Regions from separate parts of the Homo sapiens genome. Here region 1 is linked to region 2. Evidence: chromatin loops called from intact Hi-C (ENCODE). Cell type or tissue: heart left ventricle. All regions are shown on one strand. Links, peaks and the distances in the headings refer to the core of each region. The heading gives the core; the rest is flanking DNA.

The links. Peaks named below come from ENCODE experiments on the same cell type or tissue, not always from the same donor. Only the 100,000 strongest peaks of a DNase experiment are listed, where the experiment ranks them.
Region 1: it touches region 2 in a loop (7-fold over the local background); 8 of 110 quality-filtered maps call a loop at or near these places.

The regions. Positions count from the first base shown.
Region 1 is chr20:44,054,560-44,057,369 of GRCh38, reverse strand. All of the region lies in intron 5 of TOX2 (TOX high mobility group box family member 2), which reads right to left. Among named protein-coding and RNA genes, the nearest start is that of JPH2, 130 kb to the left of the region's middle. RefSeq lists a silencer at 1,094-1,203. In heart left ventricle, for the core only: a CTCF peak has its summit at 1,127 (motif pointing left); no DNase peak of the experiment used is centred there.
Region 2 is chr20:44,188,948-44,191,757 of GRCh38, reverse strand. No RefSeq gene overlaps it. Among named protein-coding and RNA genes, the nearest start is that of JPH2, 3.2 kb to the right of the region's middle. In heart left ventricle, for the core only: a CTCF peak has its summit at 1,355 (motif pointing right); no DNase peak of the experiment used is centred there; H3K27ac peaks cover 678 bases.

The DNA of each region.
Region 1 (2,810 bases), core at 91-2,590, 130 kb after region 2:
TAGTGAAACATGAGAGGTAATGCAAAGTAAGAAGACCACTATCCCCGCCATTGCTGAACATCTCTTTTTTAGAAGTCCTAGTCAACATAACTGGGAAAAGAAAACAGAATTAGAAATCTGAGAAGTGAGGAGACAAAATAAGGAGATATGGCTGGATATAGTGGCTCATGCCTCTAATCCCAGCACTTTGGGAGGCCAAGGTGGGATGATCATTTGAGGCTAAGAGTTTGTCAGCCTGAGCAACACAGCAAGACCCTGTCTCTACAAAATACCAAAAAAAAGAAAAAATTTTGTGGGGCATGGTGATGCATGGCACGCCTGTAGTCCAGCTACTTGGGAAGCTGAGCTGGGAAAATTGCTTGAGCCCAGGAGTTCAAGGCTGCAGTGAGCTATGATCATGCCACTGACCTCTAGCCTGGGTGACAGAGTGACACCCTGTCTCTTAAAAAACAAATAACAAAGGAGACAAAATTATCATTTGTAAAAGATACATATGTATAAATATGTGTATAATTATAGACACTTTTTTTAAACCTAGAAGACTCAGGAATTAAAAATGATCAGAAATGATAAAATAAATAGTAAGCTTGGCAGTTACAAATTAAATTCCTAACTTTTTATACTCAACAATTTGCTAGGAAAATGGGGAGAAACAAGCCATTTATAACGCATTAAGTAAAAGAACGCATTAAGTAAAAGGAGAGAAATGCCCATTATCGGATGGAAATAAATATATGCCAAGTTCTTGGGTTAGAAATAAAACGTCAGACAGGTAAGCAGAAATGAAACCGACACAGGGGCTGGGACTCTCAACCACCTTTGCTTGCCTCTGGGCTGCGCTGAATGAGGTCAGAGAAAGCATCGGTGGAGGGAGTGCCCGGGGACATAGGACTTGAGACCACTGTCTCCCCAGACTGTATAAAACGGCAAGGAAATCCCCCCACCAAACAAAAACAACCTGAAGTCTTTTGAAAGGGAATTGGTTGCCAACGAAACACACAAGTGAAAATGACAGACGTCCCTATAGCAAAAGCCACAGTGCCCTGCCAATATCCCCCAGTCCTTACCCCTGTCCTACAAACATGCTCTACTTCCAGCTGCCACCGGCTATATTCCTTTGCCTGAGGGTCCCTCTGGTGGCAGGAGCCTGGCATGTGTAGCAGGCCAGGGGTGCTGCAGAAGTAATGTCCCCTGGAGCAGCTCTGAAGGAATGCTGGTGTCCACCCCAGCACCCTTGCCCCTCAGACAGGATGACCCTGAGGCCTGGCACGTTCTAAGCAGGCTCCTGAGTTCCCAGCGGGATTGTGCTCCAGTTGCCCATGGTGGATTCTCCTGGGACAATGTGCCCTTTCCTGGCTGCCCTCCTTTCCCTGTCTCATTTCCCCACTCCCCTACCAGAGGTGGGGATCATCTCCCAAATAAACTCTCTGCATTATAACATATTCCAAAATTACCTAAAATTTTAGAATACGGTAAAGATGATGTTTCAAATAAGTCAGTAATTCATCTCTCTGCCCCAAGCCTGCTACTTTCCCCATATTTCCCATCCAGTGACTGGCATCTCCATTTACTCAGAATGGAAGCCAGATGCAAGGAGGCTCCCAGGACATGCTCTGTGTCCCCTACCCTAAACCATTCTGGAAGATGCTCCAGACCCTACCTTCCCCCACCTGGATCACTGTGCACCCTCCACATCCACTCTTACCTGCCTTATGCTGCCGTTCCAGTCTCTCCTCTACATAAAACTCTTCACTGGTTTTCTCTCCTCTTAGAACAGGGCCTGACTACTTCCAAGGTCTGCAAAGCCCAGCGTGGTCTGGCCCCTGCCCTCCTTTCCAGCTCCGTCTCTGCCATGGGTACTCTTATTGTCTCCTCTCTGGCCATCCTGGTCTCCTTTCAGTCCCCTGTGCTTTTCCAGCCTCCTTCCTTACCAGGCCTCCCTGTCTGGAACACTTCCCCTCCTCCAAAGAGAACTCACACTTCAGGTCTCACCTGGTGACCTGACCCCTGGGACAATGTCCGTCCCTGCTCTTTCCACTCTCATGAACTATGTACCCTCCTGGTACACGGCACAATCACAATTGTAATTTTACATTTACTCATCTGCTTATTTGATTCATGTCTCTCATGCCAACAGCCCAGTTGAGCCTCCTGCTTCTACAGATGTGAGTTCAAATCCTGACTCTACCTTGATTCACGCTGGTGACCCTGGGTGAGTCACTTTACCTCTTGGTGTCTCTACCAAACAGGAAAGCAATGGCTACTCCACAGGGTGTTGTAAGGATTCAGTGACATACCGGGGGGAAAGCCCAGCCCAGATGTGAGCTCAGAGAAGGAGTAGCCAGCACCCCTGTTTTAATAGACATGAAAACCGAGGCTCAGAGAGTTTAGGTGGTCAGGCTGAGGTCACACAGCTGGCAACTCCATTTGCCTACCAGCTAGTTCTGCTCTCTATTCTCCCTGGAGGCCTTTAGAGGAGGCCACAGGCACATGGTCAGTGGGATAGGAAGCTCTGGCCTGGACTCCAGACTTTTAGGGTTGGTGGGACAAGATGGATGGAGATGCTTGTTCTCATTTTATCAAGGGGGAAGCAGAGGTTCAGAATGGTTAAGTTGCGGGAAGCAGAGGTTCAGAGTGGTTAAGTTGCTAGTAAATGCAGTTGGTTAGTAGAATTGGAAGGCAGCTAGCTTCCCAGTTTACAGATGGGCAACCTGAGCCCAGGAAAGACCTCTGTAAGAGTCTCTAGTTCCAGAGCTGGGCCTGGTTTCAGACCTTCAAAGTGTGTCCTTGGTTCCAGGACCACAAAGCCT
Region 2 (2,810 bases), core at 189-2,688:
TTCACTGATCATTAGAGAAATGCAAATCAAAACCAGAATGAGAAACCACCTCATACCGGTCAAAATGGCAATTATTAAAAAGTCAAGAAACAAAAGATGCTGGTAAGGCTGTGGAGAAATAGGGATGCTTTTATACTTTTGGTGGGAATGTAAGTTACTTCAACCCTTGTGGAAGATATTATGGCGATTCCTCAAAGACCTAGAACCAGAAATACCATTTGACCCAGCAGTCGCATTACTGATTTATATTCCTTTGGGAATGGGTTTGGTGGCTTGGGCACTTGGCAGTGCCCAAGGAATATATATTTATATTCCTTTGGGAATATAAATCATTCTATTATAAAGATACATGCACACCTATGTTCACTGCAGCACTATCCACTGTTTTTTGGAAAGAAGAAAATCCTTGCTTTAAACAACTCATAGTTTGGGGGAGGAGACAGCATGTGGGAAGGGCACTAGCTCAGCCAGGACACCTGCCTGGAAAGGCTTCCTGGACGGTGAGGCTCGCTCTGCTGAGCCTTCCATGGCTAAGAAGAACTCCAGTGGATTTCTGGGTGCAGTCCTTCTCCTTGTTCCGGATTTCCAGTTCTCTCCCTTTGAGGTTCCCAGAGAAGCAGTCAAGCTTGAGAAGTTGAGCAGGAAATAGAGGGAGAAAGTGACCAGGGAACAGAACTAGGGAGTGGGAAGAGATCTGAGATGAAGAGAGGGAATAGGCTAGCTACCGTTAAAACCAGTTTATAATTATTTCAAGTTTATTTTATTTTTTATTTTTATTTATTTATTTTTGAGATGGAGTCTCACTCTCGCCCAGGCTGGAGTGCAGTGGCACAATCTCGGCTCACTGCAACCTCTGCCTCCTGGGTTCAAGTGATTCTCCTGCCTCAGCGCCCCCAGTAGCTGGGATTACAGGCAGGTGCCACCACACCCGTCTAATTTTTGTATTTTTAGTAGAGACAGGGTTTCGCCATGTTGGCCAGGCTGGTCTCGAACCCCTGACCTCAGATAGTCCGCCTACCTTGGCCTCTCAAAGTGCTAGGATTACAGGCGTGAGCCACCGTGCCCGGCCTATTTATTTTTAAATTATTATTTATTTATTTATTTATTTATTTTTTTGAGAGAGGATCTTGCTCCATCACTCAGGCTGGAGTGCAGTGGTGTGATCATGGCTCCCTGCAGCCTCGATCTCCCAGCCTTAAGCGATCCTCCTGCCTCAGCCTTCTGAGTAGCTGGGACCACAGGCATGCACCACCATGCCCGGCTAATATTTCAAGTTTAGTAAATTCCACTGGATTTGAAGAACTTGGTTTTTCTGAGGAAAGTCCGTTGTAATGCACATAACGCCACAAGAGGTCTCCCTTTCCCTGAAATGCACTGGTTTAAAAGGCGGGACAAATGGTAGCTTGTCAGAAAGCTCTGGGCAGGTAAGGCCAGTACCAAATTTGGCAAAGAATCTTACTTAAACTTTTACAAAGTCAAAGTATCCCTTTACCAGTAACTTCGTTTTGCAGTTTAAAACATGAGAATAAGGAGTGCTTCGATGTCAAGATATTTAATATTTAGGAGGGGTTCTCTCTTCCCTCTTTGAGGACTATTTTATTAAGCCTGAAAAGTAATTTAGTATGTAAGAGTAACTCTCATAAGAGCTAACACTGATTATATGTGTAATGTGTTCTGAGCCTTTTTACAGTATTAACTGTGTAATCCTCACCCAGTTAGATAAGGTAGATACTGTTATTCTTGATACCAATAATCCTCTGAGGTAGGGACTTTTACAGATGAATAATTTGCAGTTTAGAGAAATTAACAATTGGTCCAAGGTCACACAGCTTGTGAGGGGCAGGACTGGGATTTGAAGACATATCTAACTCCAAAACTACTGGATTCATGAATAAATGGATTCATGAATTTTTATGTTATTAAACAGTATCTTAATTTGAAATTTTACCTTGGTTTTGTTGTTGTTGTTGTTTTCTATCTATTTATTTATTTTTTGAAACAGGGTTGCCAGGCTGGAGTGCAGTGGCACAAATATGGCTCATTGCAGCCTCCAACTCCTTGACTCAGCGATCCTCCTTGCCTCAACTTCCCATGTAGCTGGGACCACAGATGTGTATCACCACACCTGGCTAATTAAAAAAAAAAATTTTTAATTGTAGAGGCGGGGTCTCACTGTGTTGTCCAGGCTGGTCTCAAACACCTGGGCTCAAGCAATCCTCCAGCCTTGGCCTCCCAAAGTGCTGGGATTACAGGTGTGAGCCACTATAACAAGCACTTACAGTGTTTTTAACCAGAGATGAAAATCAGATTCATCTGAGGAGCTTTTAAAAGAATTCGACTGCCCAAGTCTTCTCCCAGGACAATCTAATTCTGTAGGTCTCGGGTGGGGCTCTCGGATCTCTTTATGTTTTTAAGTCTGTAAGTGATTCTTATGTGTAGTAACCCTGGGTAGACAGCTACCCTAGGGAGCTGCTATGGATGAACAGTGGTTAAATTCCCATAGGTAGAACACCCTGCTAAGATGTAGCAATGGCTGCCTGGCATAAACATATGATTACGGTATTGAATCTGCAGCTCAAACTCCCCTAGCTTCCAGTTTGAGATGCTCTTCCCTTGACAGCAGAGCTAGAAAGAAGTTTGTGATTCTCCAAAGACCTAGTGAGAAGTGGCGAAAGCAGAACTCCCTGGGAGTAGCCCTGAGATGTTCTTAGAAGTGAATTGTGCAAGCAGGCTGTCAGTCAGCCTGGCCAGGGCTCACACCTAACCACCCAGAGGAAACAGTTTTTATCCACTACGTGCTCCCTGTCAGC